2 separate regions of the Homo sapiens genome follow, and region 2 is linked to region 1. A link is a loop called in an ENCODE intact Hi-C map of the cell type or tissue named here. Cell type or tissue: body of pancreas. All regions are shown on one strand. Links, peaks and the distances in the headings refer to the core of each region. The heading gives the core; the rest is flanking DNA.

Evidence for each region. Peaks named below come from ENCODE experiments on the same cell type or tissue, not always from the same donor. Only the 100,000 strongest peaks of a DNase experiment are listed, where the experiment ranks them.
Region 2: it touches region 1 in a loop (2.1-fold over the local background); 55 of 110 quality-filtered maps call a loop at or near these places.

The regions. Positions count from the first base shown.
Region 1 is chr17:47,886,621-47,894,620 of GRCh38, forward strand. It overlaps SP2-DT (SP2 divergent transcript), which reads right to left. Exons shown (of 3, transcript NR_135480.1): 2 at 7,280-7,338; 3 at 4,609-4,961. Among named protein-coding and RNA genes, the nearest start is that of SP2-DT, 5.2 kb to the right of the region's middle. RefSeq lists silencers at 3,412-3,581, 7,843-8,000. In body of pancreas, for the core only: a CTCF peak has its summit at 3,495 (motif pointing left); a DNase peak (open chromatin) is centred at 3,481.
Region 2 is chr17:47,981,991-47,991,554 of GRCh38, forward strand. No RefSeq gene overlaps it. Among named protein-coding and RNA genes, the nearest start is that of CDK5RAP3, 16 kb to the left of the region's middle. In body of pancreas, for the core only: no CTCF peak of the experiment used is centred there; DNase peaks (open chromatin) are centred at 5,481 and 5,741; H3K27ac peaks cover 899 bases.

The DNA of each region.
Region 1 (8,000 bases), core at 1-8,000:
GCACTCACCACTATGCCCAGTTAATTTTTGTAATTTTAGTACAGATGGGGTTTCACCATGTTAGCCAGGCTGGTCTCGAATTCCTGACCTTAGGTGAGCCGCCATTCTCAGCCTCCCAAAGTGCTGGGATTACAAGCGTGAGCCACCACTCCTGGCCTGTTTTTAAATTTTATTATTATTTTTGAGACAGGGTCTCATTCTGTCACCCAGGCTGGAGTGCAGTGAAGCCATCAGTGCTTGCTGTGACCTCGACCCCCTGAGCTCAAGTGATCCTCCCACCTCAGCCTCCCAAGTAGCTGGAACGACAGACTCATGCCACCACACCCAGCTAAATTTTTTTTTTTCCAGGAGTCTCACTGCTCTGTCACCCAGGCTAGAGTGCAGTGGTGTGATCTCGGCTCACTGCAACCTTCGCCTCCCAGGTTCAAGCAATTATCCTGCCTCAGCCTCCTGAGTAGCTGGGATTACAGGCACATGACACCACACCTGGCAAACTTTTGTATTTTTAGTAAAGACAGGGTTTCATCATGTTGGTCAGGCTGGTCTCGAACTCCTGACTTCGTGATCCACCTGCCTTGGCCTCCCAAAGTGCTGGGATTGCAGTTGTGAGCCATCGCGCCCGACCCACCCAGCTAATTTTTACTTTTTTTTTTTTTTGTAGAAATGGGGCATCTGGCTACGTTGCCTAGGCTGCATAACCTTATATAACAAGGAAGTTCTTAGATTAGGTAACTTTACTCCCTCCTGCTTCAAACAGAGCATATTCCCACTTTACATGCCCGAGTTCAGATTAGCAAAAAGCACCTTTGGCGGAGCGAGGTGGCTCACACCTGTAATCCCAGCACTTTGGGAGGCCGAGGTAGGTGGATCACCTGAAGTCAGGAGTTTGAGACCAGCCTAGCCAACATGGTGAAACCCCATCTCTACTAAAAATACAAAAATTAGCTGGGCGTGGTGGCGGACGCTTGTAATCCCAGCTACTCAGGAGGCTGAGACAGAAGAATCGCTTGAACCCGGGAGGCAGAGGTTGCCGTGAGCCGAGATCGTGCCACTGTACTCCAGCCTGGATGATAAAAGCAAAACTCCATCTCAAAAAAAAAAAAGAAAAAAATGAAAAAAGCACCTTCTTGGGGCTGGGCGCAGGGGCTCACGCCTGTAATCCCAGCACTTTGGAAGGCCGAGGCCGGCAGATCACCTGAGGTCGCGAGTTCGAGACCAGCCTGACCAATACGGAGAAACTCCGTCTCTACTAAAAATACCAAAAATTAGTCTGGCATGGTGGCGCATGACTGTAATCCCAGCTACTCAGGAGGCTGAGGTAGGATAATTGCTTGAACCTGGGAGGCAGAGGTTGCAGTGAGCCAAGATGGTGCCACTGCACTCCAGCCTGGGTGACAGAGCAAGACTCCATCTCAAAAAGAAAAAAAAAAAGAAAAAGAAAACATTTTTCTTTATTTATGGTAGAGATTTAGTAGCATTTTTAGTAGAGGCGGGGTTTTATCATGTTGTCCAGGCTGGTCTCAAACTCCTGACCTCAGGTGATCCGCCCACCTTGGCCTCCCAAAGTGCTGGGATTACAGGTATGAGCCACTGGGCCCAGCCATTTGTTTTCTTTGAGACAGGATCTTGCTCTCTCTCCCAGGCTGGAGTGCAGTGGTTCGATCTCAGCTCACTGCAACTTCTGCCCCCCAGGCTCAAGTGATCTTCCCACCTTAGCCTCCTGAGTAACTGGGAACACAGGCATGCACCACCATGCCCAGCTAATTTTTTTTTGTATTTTTAGTAGAGACAGTGTCTCACCATATTGCCCAGGCTGGTCTCAAACTCCTGAGCTCGAGCCATCCGCCCGCCTCAGCCTCCCAAAGTGCTGGTGGGACTGCAGGCATGAGTCACCACGCCCAGCATAAGTGCATGTGGATGTAGACAAAAGGAACGAGAGAGGGCTGCTCCACAAATTCTGCTGTCACTAATGGACTGGACGACCTCAGCCAACTCCATCACATTCTCAGAGCCTAGGTTTCCCCAGCCATAAAATATGGGGTTAATTGTCCCTTCTAGGGAATCTAGGGGGGTTAATTGGGCAATGGCTCTGAAGTGTCTAGGAGAAGGAGATCTATAAATATAAGGGATCATTAGCGGGCATTTCACAGCCATTTTGTGGGCCCCAGTGTTATTATTAATATGATTATTGTTATTGTTATCGCCCCCATGGCCCACTTCCCGAGTCTCTCCCAGCCAGGTCAGTGCTTTCAGGTGACAAGTGCTGCTCCTGAGCCCAGCCCTGGTCCTTCTGAACCCACACCCTCCACACTCAGGGTCTCTGGGGAACCCTCAGGAGACTAGCAATGGGACTGAGATGTGGTTTTGACATAAGTGAGGGCCTAGGAGGGAGACGGGCAGAGGGAGAGAGGGCAGTGCCTCGCCAGGGACATTCTCAGCCTCCCTTTGTCCCTGGGGACAATTCTAGTCTGCAGTGGGCAGCTGGGACTTACGAGAAGCAGACTGGGCACCACATGGAGCTGTGGTCAATGGGGTCGGGAAAGGTGGGGAGCAGGGGAGTGCAGGGGAGGGGCAGAGGCAGAGAGAAGATGCTGCTACCCGGGGAGGTAAGAGGAGCTGGTTGGTAGGAAACCAATTCCTTGAAGAGGCAAATGTGTGTGTTTGTTTGTTTTTGTTTTCAGACAGGGAGACAGGGTTTTGCTTTGTCACCCAGGGCAGAGTGCAGTGTCGCAAACACAGCTCACTACAGCCTCAAATTCCTAGGCTCAAGGGATCCTCCTGCCTCAGCCTCCCAAGTAGCTGGGACTACAGTTGAGAGCCACCAAGCCTGGCTAATTTTTAAATTTTTTTGTAGAGATGGGGGTCTCCTTAAGTTGTCCAGGCTAGTCTCTAACTCCTGGGCTCAAGAAGCAATCCTCCTGCCCTAGGCCTCCCCAAGTACTGGGATTACAGGCATGAGCCACCATGCCCGGCCCAAATGGCTTTTTTTTTGTTGTTTTGTCTTTTTTTTTTTTTTTTTTGAGATGAAGTCCCACTCTGTCGCCCAGGCTGGAGTGCAGTGGCAAGATCTTGGCTCACTGCAACCTCCGCCTCCCAGATTCAAGCGATTCTCCTACCTCAGCCTCCCAAGTAGCTGGGACTACAGGCATGCACCACCACGACTGGCTAATTTTTGTATTTTTAGCAGAGATGGGGTATCGCCATGTTGGCCAGGCCGGTCTTGAATTCCTGACCTCAGGTGATCCACCCACCTTGGCCTCTCAAATTGCTGGGATTACAGGGGTAAGCCACTGCACCCGGGCCCAAATGGCTCTTTTTAAGGAGTCTCTTTGTAGAGGCTGGAACCCACTCTCAGTCTCCGAATGAAGCAGGCCCCATTCCTGGGGAATAGCAGGCACTCAATAGCTGCTTGTTAAACTGCATCTCCCTGTCCGCCCTGTGTTACTGTAAGGTGAACGCTGGGCAGCTGCTTTGGAAATGCCTTGGGCGCCCCCTGGTGGTGACACACAAAGGCTGAGGAGGCACCCCTGCCTTCCACCTTAAAGGGCTCCTTTTACCTGGGGCCCTGCCCTTTCTTCCTGAGGCTCCACAGATCCCACCCCAGGGAGACTGGGGGTAGAAAGAAGGAGCAAAGAAGGAAGAACCCTGTGGGGAAGGATGAGTGGAATGTCCTTGCTGGAAGATTCCATGGCAGTTGGTGGGGAGCCATCGGCCTGGACAGGGGAACCAGGGGCAGAGGAAGTTGACGAGTTAGGGCAGGGGTCAGGAGTGGCATCCCCGGCAGTGAAGACAGAGATGTGTCTGTATGTGTGCACCAGGGGTGTGGTGTAACAGGGAGATACATCTTATAGCCTCTGTCAATGTTTCATGTTCACAGAAGACTGAGGAAACCTAGATCCCTGAAATCATTGATGGACCCTAGGAGGAAAAAAAAAATTACCCAAATTCATCCAAGCTAGGTGTTTGTCCCATCAGATATTTTTGTGGGTCTGCATATGAGAGAGTCCGGGTTAGAAGTCTGCAACTCTGGGCCGGGAGAAGTCGCTCACGCCTCTAATCCCAGCACTTTGGGAGGTCGAGGCGGGTGGATCACCTGAGGTCAGGAGTTCGAGACAAGCCTGGCGAAAATGGTGAAACCCTGCCTCTACTAAAAATACAAAAATTAGCTGGGCTTGGTGATGCGCACCTGTAAACCCAGCTACTCAGGAGGCTGAGGCAAGAGAATTGGTTGAACCTGGGAGGCGGAGGTTGCAGTGAGCCGAGATCGCATCATTGTACTCCAGCCTGGGCGACAGAGCAAGACACTACCTCAAAAAAAAAAAAAAAAAAGAAGAAGTCTGCAATTTTGATTTCCCCATAAGTAGAAAGGGAAGAGATGAGAAAATAGAAAATCATAGGAGGGGAAAAGGGGAGAAGCAGAGGTTACTGGGAAATCCTTAAGGCAAAACAAGCAGTCTTTAGAAGGCTGGGTCGGCTGTAACTCTTCAAAGGTAAACACCAACAATAAAGCTTGGGTTGTAGCTATGAGTGAGGACCAACAGAGAGTCAAGGGGGCTGGCCTGATATTCTTCTAGTTTCTGGACCAACAGCACCAGTTATGCCACGTGGTTTCATAGGAGGCTCCAGGAGGGATCTGAAGCTTTTTTTTTTTTTAATTATACTTTAAGTTCTAGGGTACACGTGCACAACATGCAGATTTGTTACATAGGTATACATGTGCCATGTTGGTTTGCTGCACCCATCAACTTGTCATTTACATTAGGTATTTCCCCTAATGCTATCCCTCCCCCAGCCCTCCACCCCCCCGACAGACAGCCCTGGTATGTGATGTTCCCTGCCCAGATCTGAGCTTCTTGAGAGCAGAGGCTGTAGTTCCACATCCTTCCCTCCAGGACCCTCCCTCAGCATCCTGGGGGAGAGATGTTCACTGTCTGGTACTGACGGATTAGATGAGGACAACCCTGTGCAAAAAAGGACAAAGAGAATGTCAGGAAGCAGGAAAAGCACAGGAAAGTGAAGAAAGAAGGGGATTCAGAGGTAGACATGGAAGGAGAAGTAAAGTGGAAGTGGAAGAAGCTGGGCCTGAAAGAGAAGGGGTAAGTCCCTGAGAAGTGTTAAAAGGATATAGTCATTCGGTCAGTCAGTAAACATTTACTGTGCACCTACTATAATCAAGCAGTGTGCTGGGAATGGAAGGTGCCATGGTAGACAAGACAAGCATGGGGTTTTTAGTGGTGGAGAATGTGTAGCTTTGCAAGTTAGAAATGGAGAGAAAGTGACAATGTAGAGTAGAAAGAAACTGAAAGCAGTTGGAGACAAAAGGGAAATATCACTGAGAGAACCTGCCTCCAGACACACCAGGGAGGAGATGTCGCCCCTGGTTAAGGTTGACAGACACAGCCAGAACCACCCACTGGCCCTGGCTCTGCGAAGATGGCAGCAGGTAGGGTAGGAAGAGGAGAAATTCAGAAAGGCGAGGGACAGGAGTGGGTGGGGGTGGAGGGCACAGACTTTTCCTTGTTTTTACTTGGGCACCCCCAGTGGGAAGGTATCTTTGGGCTAAGGAGTCCTTCTCCACATTTGGCTGCCCATTGGAATCACCTGAGGAACTCCTTAATGCTGATGCCCCCCAGAGATTCTAATTTCCTAGGATGGGACCCAGACTTCAGAATTTACTAAAAGCTCTTTTAGTGAGTCTCACGTGTGGCCATGGCCGGGTGCAGTGGCTCACGCCTGTAACCCTAGCACTTTGGGAGGCTGAGGTGGGAGGATCGCTAGAGCTCAGGAGTTTGAGACTAGCCTGGGCAACATAGGGAGACCCCAGCTCTACAAAAAATTTAAAAATTAGGTGGGCATGGTGGCGCGCACCTGTAGTCCCAGCTACTTGAGAGGCTGAGGCGGGAGGATCACTTGGGCCCAGGAGGTTGAGGCTGCAGAGACCCTGTCTCAAAAATAATAATAAAAATAAAGGCGGGGCACAGTGGCTCACACCTGTAATCCCAGCACTTCGGGAGGCCGAGGCGGGCAGATCGTGAGGTCAGGAGTTTGAGACCAGCCAGACCAACACAGTGAAACCCCGTCTCTACTAAAAATACAAAAAATAGCCGGGCGTAGTGGCGCGCGTCTGTAATCCCAGCTACTCAGGAAACTGAGGCAGGAGAATCGCTTGAACCCGGGAGGAAGAGGTTGCAGTGAGCTGAGATAGTGCCCCTGTACTCCAGCCTGGGCGACGGAGCAAGTCTCCGTCTCTAAATAAATAAATAAATAAAGTGTGGCCGGGAGAGCACAAGCATTTCCAAGCCGCTGCCTGACCTTCTCCGTCTCTGTTGAAGACAGGGGCCATCTTGAAAGAAAAAATCTCTGAGGAGTTGTGTGGTCACTGGGGGAGCGGGGGTGTTTGTGAAGGAAGCTCTAAGACTCCAATGGGCCTGACAAAAGTATAACGGGGTCTTCTTCTTAGAAAGTGTCCCCTTCCTCCGGGTGCAGTGGCTCACACCTGCAATCCCAGCACTTTAGGAGACTGAGGTGGGTGGATCACTTGAGGTCAGGAGTTTCAGACCAGCCTGGCCAACATGGTGAAACCCTGTCTCTACTAAAAATACAAAAATTAGCCGGGAGTGGTGGTGCGTGTCTGTAATCCCAGCTACTCAGGAGGCTGAGGCATGAGAATCGCTTGAACCTGGGAGGCGGAGGTTGCAGTGAGCCGAGATCACGCCACAGCACTGCAGCCTGGGTGACAGAGCAAGACTCCATCTCGGGGAAAAAAAAAAAAAAGAAAGAAAGAAACAAAAAAAAACAACAAAAAAAAACAAAGGGTTCCCTTCTTTGGCTGTGTCTCTAGTAAGAAGAGTCAGACAGCCTAGAAACAAACAAAACAAGGATAAGGTGACCTTTAAAAGGGCAAAACCAATCAAATAATTCAAAACTACTGCAGAATTCTTCCAAGTATTCACACCCTGTCCTCCGCCCCGTGTGCGCACACTTTTTTTTTTTCACCTCTGCGGTCTTCATGATGGGGCCTCCAGGATAGGAGAAGCATAGCTACCCCGTTTTTCTCCCAGAAGAGGTTTGACAGTGGCCCAGCAGGATATTCAACCCCACCTACCTCCCCCCAAAACCCCTGCACCCTAATACAGGTGAGTCATGGAACCCGGGTGGAGTCCTTGGTTTGACAGTGAAGCAATCTAAACTTGAAAAATGGCCTGGGAACAGAATGTATGGACTATACAAACAAGTCATGCAGGTGTCATTGTATGCAAATATTCATTCTTTAACTCACCTTACATTTCCTGCTGATCCTCCTCTGTGCTGGCCTCAATCCTTCTACCACAGCTCAGTCTAGCAGGAGAGTAAGAAGTGAGAATAAAAGTGTGGAAATAGTGTGTGAGAGAGAAGCTCTTTTGCATGTGCCAGGGCAGCACAGAGGAGGAAGAAGCTATGGCTGGGCAGGAGTGAGGTATGCAGACTTTGAGCAGGGTCTTGAAGGATGCATAGGAGTTTATTTATTTTTCTGAGAGACAGGGTCTCGCTCTGTCACCCAGGCTGGAGTGCAGTGGTGTGATCATAGCTCATTTTAAGTTCAAACTCCCAGGCTCAAGTGATCCACCCACCTCAGCTTCCCAGGTAGCTAGAACTAAAAGTGCGCACCACCACATGCAGCTAATTTTTTTTGTAGAGATGGGGTTTTGCCATGTTGCCCAAGCTGGGTCTCGAAATCCTGGGCTCAAGTGATCCGCCTGCCTCTGGCTTCCCAAAGCACTAGGAATACAGGTGTGAGCCAACACATCCGGCCATGGATGCATAGGGGTTTACCAGAAGGGAAGGGTCACATAGGAAGTCAACTAGTGGAAAAAAGCGTAAGTGTTTAGGAACCTGGAATCTTTCCTGGAGGGAAAAGGGTAGGATTTGTAGGAAGGGAACGGGGGTAGAGGGAGGAGATAAAGCATGAAAGATACACCAGTAAGAGTGTGTCCTCTGGTGGATGCTGAGGTTAAGAAGAA
Region 2 (9,564 bases), core at 774-8,773, 96 kb after region 1:
GGGATGGCTACGTGTGGGCCCCTTTCCATAACCAGGCCCAGGCCGCCCGACTCAGGCCAGAAGCCCTGGGGGAGCGGTCAAGCAGCAGCCTTGTTGGAGCCAGCAAAGCTGCATTTTCCTTTTAATCACAGCTTACCTCCAGGCAGAGGGAAAATGCGGTTTGGGGAGGAAGGGTCTGATAAACAAGGTGGAGACAGGAGCTGTCACCTTCCCTGGCTGCCTGTCCACTTCCTGCCCATAACTGCCCGCTCTGTGATCGGATAGAGCCCACCCCAGGATAGCAGCCCTCTCCCAAGCCACCTACCCATCCCCATTTCCCAGGAAGGGTAGGGGTTGGGGGTGGCTGGCAATTCGATTTTAATTTCATAGCAGAGCAGTTGATTCATGGCTCTTTGTCGCTGGCGTTGACTCCCGTAATGACTTTCCATCAAAATGAAAAGTGGAGTGACACCACTCATTATTCCTGCTGCTTGTTATCTCAGTTCTGGGGAGGGCCACCCCCTCCCCACTGCCTTTCAGCCGTCCTGGACAGTGAGTGATGGCGCCTATTAATCACCGACCCCGCGGACTCCAGCCAAAGGAGAGAGAGATAAGGCAGCATGAACTGCTCGAAGCCGTTCCTATCAATTAATGTCAACCCACCACTTCCCCCCAATCTTTGCCTGGTCACCTCTTTCTGGGGGATCAGGGGCTGAAATGAGAAGTCCGGGAATTGGAAAAATATTGGTGTTGAACATGGAGGTAAGACTCCGCAGACTAGCAGGGTATAGAGGAGGTAAGTGGACTGCACTCTGGCCTCAACACTCAGGAGGGATGCTCTTGGCTTAGGGAACTGCCTGCTGCTCTTGGTCCCTCTCCCTCTGGGAGATTGCCTTCTAGCTCCTGCCCCACCTGTTCAGCTGCTGGCTCCGTTGGCCATCTGGCCAGCCTCTTGCAGTAGCAGTCAGTTCACTGAGGCATACTACCCTTGCCCACTCTAATGTCCTTTGCCCAGTCACCAGCTGTTACGCAGACTCCATTGCTTACAGCAATGGAGCTTCAGGGAGAAACCCCGTGGACCAGGTGACCATGGCAGACCGGGTTCAGGCCTCCAAAGCTTCTGCCCCTGCGCTTGCAGATGAGCACCTGACCTGCTTTCCCAGCCCTGCCTAAGGTCAGCGAGGGGAAGCAGTGCTCACTGAGGTTTGGCTATTTTCCCAGGAAGGGAAGTGGGTTTAGATAGAGTTTTCTCAGCTGATTTTGGCCCCCTTGGTAAGCAGTGTGGTTAGGCCACTGCTCTGGATCAGAGATACTAGGTGACTGCTTAACAGGTGACATCAAGGCCCACCCTGATCCCCAGGCTGAGGCAAGTGGTTTCATGAAAGCCTTTAACTCGATAACATTGGGTTTGTTCTCCAGAACCTTTAGCCTCCCTTTCCTTTACCGCCGCCTGCTTCCTGAGTCCAGCCCTCCTGGCCATGCTGAAGGCACTGAAGGGATCCACCCGGCTGGTTCTCCCTGGCAAGAGCAGCTCTGTGTCTTTCAGGTCTGCCTCCAGCTTCCCTGAGCTTCACTGGTTGTATTTGGGTTCCTGCTTGTGTATCTCAGAATGCCCTCAGAAGTCGTTGTAGGGACAGAATGAGTTAAGATATGCAGAGCTCTTAGAACGCTGCCTGGTGCGGAGGAGGCTCTTGGTGGACATGTGTGAGCTCTTATTTTTGGTTTGGGGAACCATGATGAGGACTCTCCATCCTGGCCTAACTTGTCTTCTTGGAAAGGAGAGGTGAGGGGCTTTAGGGGAGCTTGAGACCAAGTTTCAAGCAGTCAGGTTGAAACTTCCCTCTTTCAGGGAAAGAGGGAAGCGGTGCACCAAGATTACACCCTCAGAATCCTTAGTTTGATGTGAATTATGCTGCCAAGAGCACACTATACTTTTGTGTTGACTTTTATCCCACCTCTTTCCAGAGAGGATTTAAGGCAACGCCTCTCACTACTTGGCTAAGACTCCTCACCCGGCTTCAGATAAGGAAGCAGCGAGTCACCTTTCCAAAATTCTCTGCTTGCTAAATCCAGCCATGGCTCAGCCCCACTCACTGCCTCTCTGCCCAAACATTGCCTCTCTCCCTGCGTCAGTTCTACCGTGTCCTCTCCGGTGTGGTTCTCTTTATAGACCACAAAAGTAGGATCCCTTTGCACTGCAGCCTGCAGTGGCTGACTGTGAACATGGGATAAGTGGAGTGCTAAGGCTCGTTCATCTGGGCCCCAGCGGTCCACCCCCTGTGCCCCTCTGAGGGCCTGCCAGTATCATGGGGAGTCTGGCACATCTAGAATTCCTTTCCTATTGCCAGTTCAGAGCAGGGAACAAGCTGCATCATTCAGAGTGAACATCTCCTCACCCATCTAAAGAATTAACCTGCTCTGGAGACCTGGCCGGGAGTTGAGGACAAAAGAAAGGCACATCCCCAGCCTTTGGGAGCAGAAGCCAACCTTGCTGGAGCTCCTCACATGCACCTCCCAACCACCATTAATTCCCCAGAATTAATGGTTGCGTACAGTTTCTCCCCAGAAACCCAGGTCCTGTGGCTCTTCTCTGCCTTTTCATACACTCCTACCTGTTCTGTTAATGATTTTTATTTCATCTGTTTTTAAAACTTATTATTTTTGAGACAGTTTTGCTCGTCACCCAGGCTGGAGTACACTGGCGCGATCTCGGCTCACTGCAACCTTTGCCTCCCGGGTTCAAGCGATTCTTCTGCCTCAGCCTCCCAAGTAGCTGGGATTACAGGTGCAGTAGAGCCTGGGTTTCACAGCATTGGCCAGGCTGGTCTTGAACTCCTGACCTCAGGTGATCCACCCACCTCGGCCTCCCAAAGTGCTGGTATTACAGGCATGAACCACCATGCCTGGCCTAAACTTATTTTATTTATTTATTTTTTTTTTGAGACAGAACCTCACTCTGTCACCCAGGCTGGAGTGTAGTGGCGTGATCTTAGCTCACTGCAAGCTCTGCCGCCCAGGTTCAAGCGATTCTCCTGCCTCAGCCTCCCGAGTAGCTGAGATTACAGGCACCTGCCACCACGCTCAACTAATTTTTGTATTTTTAGTAGAGACATGGTTTCGCCATTGGTCAGGCTGGTGTTGAACTCCTGACCTCATGATCCACCCGCCTCAGCCTCCCAAAGTGCTGGGATTACAGGCGTGAGCCACCGTGCCTGGCAACCTAAACTTATTTTTTAATAGAGACAGGGTCTCACTATGTTGTCCAGGCTGATCTCAAACTCCTAGCCTCAAGGGATCCTCCTGCCTCAGCCTCCCAACGTGCTGGGATTACAGGTGTGAGCCACCTCATTGGGCCTATTTAATCTAATTGCCACTTGTTTGATCTCTTTCCCAACTCCTGTACATGCACATACAAAATTTAATAAAAGTGATAGGAAGACAAACATGTAATACAGTGTGTTGGTGATTAGCACGTTCTTGAGATCTGGACTGCCTGGGTCAAACTCTGTCTCTGTTCTTACTCCCTTGGGCAAGTTGCTGGACCTCTCTGCCTCATTTCCTTCACCTGTAAAATGAAGACGAAGACCTTGGGTAGGAAGCTGTGGTGAGCATGCACACCACTTAGAACAGTGCCTGGAGGCCGGGCGCAGTGGCTCATGCCTGTAATCCCAGCACTTTGGCAGGCCAGGGCAGGCGGATCATCTGAGGTCAGGAGTTCCAGACCAGCCTGGCCAACATGGTGAAACCCCGTCTCCACTAAAAACACCAAAAATTAGCCAGCATAGTGGCAGGCACCTGTAATCCCAGCTATTCAGGAGGCTGAGACAGGAGAATCGCTTGAACCCAGGAGACGGAGGTTGCAGTGAGCCGAGATCGCGCCATTGCACTCCAGCCTAGGCAACAAAAGTGAAACTCCGTCTCAAACAAAAACAAAAACAAAAAAACAGTGCCTGGCACAGTAAGGCTCAGACTAGCTGTTGTGAGAGGGCGGTGGGGTGGAAATACCCTCAGCTGAGGTTAGAAAGTTGTGTTCTAGGCCGGGCGTGGTGGGTCACGCCTGTAATCCCAGCACTTTGGGAGGCTGAGGCAGGTGGATCATGAGGTCAGTAGTTCGAGACCAGCCTGGCCAGTACAGTGACACTCCGTCTCTACTAAAAATACAAAAATTACCTGAGCGTGGCGACATGCACCTGTAGTCCCAGCTACTCGGCAGGAGAATCGCTTGAACCCAGAGGCGGAGGTTGCAGTGAGCCAAGATCTCGTCACTGCACTCCAGCCTGGGTGACAGAGCAAGACTTTGTCTCAAAAGAAAAAAGAAAGTCGTGTTCTGGTGCCCCATATTCCAACATGTCCCAAATCAAAGCCATTGTCCACACCCACACTGCATCTCTCTTTATTTCCTGACAGTTTCATCAGTGGTGTCCTGGGCTCTGCTGGCTGCTCTTTCTAATCCACCCTGGGCCTTTTCACCCTAGTCATTTCCCTGCTTAGAAACTCTGAGGCTCTGTAGTGCCCCAAATTCCTAGAGTAGCAGCCGCCAAGCCCTGCATAATTGGAACCCCACCAGCCTTTTCAGCCTGGGCTACCCACCCAAGACATCAAATCCACATGTGTCCTCGAGGCCCCATCCTTTACTCGGCTCCCTCCAAACCATCTTGACCCCCGATTCAGATGAGGCCCAAATGCATCTCTGTGGACATCTCCAGTTGTCCCTGCAGAATTAGTCACTCCATCCCTCAGCAGCATCCTGCAGCCCCATGCAGATATCCTTAGGAGGGGGGAGCTCTTATTTATTGTGTTATATGCCTTCCTGAAGTGCCTGCCCACTGAGCTGCTTGCGGGCAGGAATGGTGTCTTGACCACATTTATGTCTCTCTTGGAGTATCAAACGTTAGCTTCTCTGAACTTTAATTGTCTTAATGCTCTCTAAAATGACTTTGACCTCTGACATATTATGATCATGTGGCTTACAAGTTAACACAAAGGAAGAGTCTCACGAAGCACAAGAAGTTTGGGAAGAAAATTGGGGTTAAGTCAGCTTTTTAAATGGACTGATGGCCAGGTGGGGTGGCTTACGCCTGTAATCCCAGCACTTTGGAGGCCGAGGCGGGAGGATCACTTGAGCCCAGGAGTTCGAGACCAGCCTGGGCAGAGTGCCTGCCTACCCCGAGGATCATTTCTGGGCCTCATCTCTCCTCTTTCACTGTTTGGTTGAGGACATTTCTGGAGAGGAAAGTAGAGGGCTATTGTCCCATCCTTTTGGAGATATCATTGCTTCATAGAGTTAGGTTTGCTATCAAAGCTGGGGCCTCCTCCCTGTCTGAATACCACCATCTGCTGGGCTTTGAGCAAGCCGTTCTGCCCTCTGAGCAATCGGGCCCGAGGAGCTGCGTCCAGGGTAGCTGTCCCGCCTGGCAGAGCCTGAGCCCAGCAGGAGGGCATCAAGGCTGCTGCAGGCGTGTAGAGCCCGGGGGCACCAGCTGACCCGGATCTGCCTGTGTCCTCCAGATGCCCTTCCTCCCTGGTGACTGCCAGGGCCTCTCTGAGTAAATTGGCCCTGAGTAAACTCTTACTTAGCCAGCCCGCCACCCTCCTCTCATTCCCCAGGCTTCAAAGAAAACCAGTTTGAATATTTAAACTTCTCCTGTGTATCTAATAAAAAGTTCTGCACTACTTAACGCCCCAGCTATCCATTACTGTCGGGAGCTGCTCTCTCCCTCCCAGCATTCCCCTCCCTCCCTCTCGCCCAAACCACGAGCATGGCAAAGCCATTTGTCAAACCGCTCCCGCCACTGGCTGCGCTTGGCTGTGTCTGAAAGGACAAGCCGCCCCACAGGGGAAGGTGGGAATGAATAAAGGGGCTATGCAAATTGCTGCTTAATCTGCAGAGAAACACCCAGGCTTTGGGGAGACGCTCATTACTTCTTTTAACTGTGATTAACGGGCAAATTAAACCCAAGCCCTTAACTCTCTCCTGGCAGAGGACTTGAACGCAGAGCCCTGGGCCAGTGAGGTTGGAGGGAGGTAGTTGCATCTGTACCTGGGGACCAGGACCGAGGAGCATCCGCACTGCCCCTTAACCCTGGTAGAAGGGAGGGGAACCCCAAATGCCTGAGGGCAGACCCAGCACAACTAATCTTAAAGCACAGGGAAGGAAGAACTTAGTTCTTTCAGAAGACAGTTCTGTCTGTCATTCAAGAAAAAGCAAAGTCAGGTTGGGCATGGTGGCTCATTCCTGTAATCCCAGCACTTTGGGAAGCTGAGGCAGGTGGACTGCTTGAGCCCAGGAGTTCGAGACCAACCTGGACAACATAGCAAAACCCCGTCTCTACAAGAGATACAAAAAATTAGCCGGATTTGGTGGCCTGCACCTGTAGTCCCAGCTACTGTGGAGGCTGAGGTGGGAGGGTCACCTGAGTCCAGGAGGCAGAGGCTGCAGCGAGCCAAGATCACACCACTGCACTCCAGCCTGGGCGACAGAGACCCTGAATCAAAAAAAAAAAAAAAAAAAAAGTAACATGGAGGACAGGCACAGTGGCTCACACCTGTAATCCCAGCACATTGGGAGGCCAAGGCGGGTGGATCACTTGAGGTCAGGAGTTTGAGGCCAGCCTGGCCAACATGCTGAAACCCCATCTCCACTAAAAATACAAAAAAAAAAAAAAGCAAAGTCACTGGTCCCTTGAATTTGCTTCCATCCTTCCCCTCCCCCCACACACACATACACACACACACAAAAACCCTGGGAGAATTTCTTAGACCTCAAGTGCCAAAACATGTCAAGGGTGTGGCTAAAGTGGCTTTAGCCACAAACTGAGTTGCTGGTCAGACCAGCCCCAAGTCTGGTGCTGGAAAAGTGTGTTTAAGGAGCCTCCAGATGTTCAACTCCAAAAATGACCTTGAGATGTATTAACCAGGGAGGTGAGGAAGCAGGAGGTGGGGGAGCTGAGTGTGCTTCTGGAAGGGGAGACACTGGGAATGGCCCTGCGCTGGCCATACGGGTTACAAGCACACACCCTACAAGGGGTCAAAGAGCCAAGGCAGCTCTCTTCATTCCTTATCCATCTGTGGGTTTTGGTTTTGGTTTTGAGGTAAGACATACATAGAATAAAATGTATCATTTTAACCTTTTTTGAGCGTACAGTTCAGTGACATTCACATTGCTGTACCACCATCATCACTATCCATTCTGTTTTTGCAGAATATTGAGCCATCCTAGGAGACCTGTAATCACCTCTAACAAACAGCAACAATGGAGGCAGGGCCCTGTAGCTAGAAGAGTTCTGTGTGAAATCCAGAAAATTGGAGAACGCCCACAGGAGCCCCGGGAGATTGAAATAGAGGCCTGCCGTTCAGGAGGCAGGTTTGGGAGGAAATCCTGCAGAGATTCCCCATTAAACACAGATTTCCCCTAAGCTTGAGCGATTAGGAGGTGAAAGATGACATACAATGGTGACAGACTGTCTGTCAACCTGATAGGGCCGAGGAGAGACACGGCCCCGTATTTTATTTTGTCGTGGAGTCGATCAGTAGGTCTGTCATAGAAACTAGCCCTGACAGCTCGCTCAACAACTCTGCTCTCTTTTCTTAACTCTTGAAGCCCAGCTCCACCATCTATTAAAACATCCTGGGCTGTCAGGGATATTAAAAGGCTCTGTCACTCTTTCTTAAAACAGTCATAAATACAATCTGGACACCAGCATTTGGGCAGGAGCCCCAGCATTGAGTGGGAAGAGGCAACAGCAGGTATGCCTGCCTTTCTTGACAGCCTGGGCTTTGGCATTGTTCAAATAGGGACCATGGACTTACCTCCTTTTTCTCTCTGTAGATGGAGGAATCATGGCCTTCTCTGATATCATGGATGCCTGGTATTTTGAAACAACTGTTCTTGACCACAGGATGTAGTCTTTGGTAAATGCAACCACAACTCTCAGCTTATCTCTGGCTCCTCATGCACCTAAACCACACCTGTTCCGAATGCCTACCTAAGGGAGTCTGGTTCCCAGGCCACCCCAGCTGGTAGGAGGGGGAGGAGGAACAAAAAGGTAATCAGAGTCTGAATTTTCCTCCACAATGGAGTTTGCCTCTTTCCCACTTCCATTCTTCTTGCTCCATGCAGCCTTGTAACTGACCCACCTTGCTAAAAAAGGTCTTTTGGGTGCCAGAAACTGACATGACACTTTGCAGGTGGGCTCCCAAGAGTGCAGGCTGGAACTTATGACCTTGCCAATTGGAGGAGCCCAGTCATCATCTCTAAATCTTTTATTTATTTATTTATTTAGACAGTCTTGCTCTGTCGCCCAGGCTGGAGTTCAGTGGCGCGATCTCGGCTCACTGCAACCTCCACCTCCCAGGTTCAAGCAATTCTCCTGCCTCAGCCTCCCAAGTAGCTAGGATTACATGCGTGTGCCACCATGCCTGGCCAATTTTTGTGTTTTTAGTAGAGACGGGGTTTTGCCATGTTGGCCAAGCTGGTCTTGAACTCCTGACCTCAGGTGATCCACCCGCCTCGGCCTCCCAAAGTGCTGGGATTACAGGCGTGAGCCACCGAGCCTGGCCCCATCAACTTCTGTGTTGACATCAGGGCAGTGCAGCACCAGGGAGCCTGGCATCTTAAGATGTCCTGTCTTTTGCCCACCAGTGTCCAGTGTCCAGAATCACTTTTCACCCCAGGACTTTCACTTAGCTTTGGATATTTTAAAACTACAGACTATGTGTTTTTCCCAACTGAGTTATCTTCTCAGCAGCTTTCTTCAAGTATTTTATGCCAAGAAGGGTCAGGCTTTTATGTTTTCTTTCCATGACATTAAATCCCTACTTTATTCCACTGTGTGGCCTCAGAGGGCAGAACTAGAGCCCACCTGTGGAGGTAACAGGGAGATGGATTTCCACCTGATATAAGGAAGCCCTTTCTGACAACCAAAAATGCCCTGCAAGGGCACAGGTGGGAAAGTCACATCACTGAAGACCTTAGGCTGACATTGGATCAATATCTGGTGGGGACACTGCTGAGAGTGGGAGGTTGGGTCAGATGACTCTGAGTCAATGATTTGGGTACTTGGTATGTCCAGAGGCTGGACGAGGCCTAGCAGCTGTTCACCAGCTGCCTTCCATGTGGCCATCTTGCAATTTAATCCCAGATGGTGGGACCCCTCACCGTCAAAGGTCACAGGGCCAGCTGCAGGGTAGTGGGCAAACCCTTCTTTGCCCCGGTAGCCCCCAGGCAGTGTCTGTGACCCAGCAGGCAGGATGTGGAAAGGAAAGAATGAGAGATGAAGCTGAGAGATCCCACCAGCGCCTCTGGTTGAGAAAGGCAGGCGGGAGCTCTGCCGGCTTCCCCTCCCCCTTTCACTTCACCCCCTCCCTGCTCCTTCCCTGTTTCCACCTGCCTTTCACTCTCTCTCCCTCTTTTGCTCTCTTCATCCCTCCCAGAGACCTCCCCCAATCTCCATGGCAATAAAAGGGGAGGTGGGGTGGGCTGTGCCCTGTATTTTTAGTTGCACCATAATAGCCCCTTTCTCTGGAGACACAGGGGCTGCCTGTGGAACGAATCTCCCCCTGCCCTTTGGCTCACAAAGGGCCAGG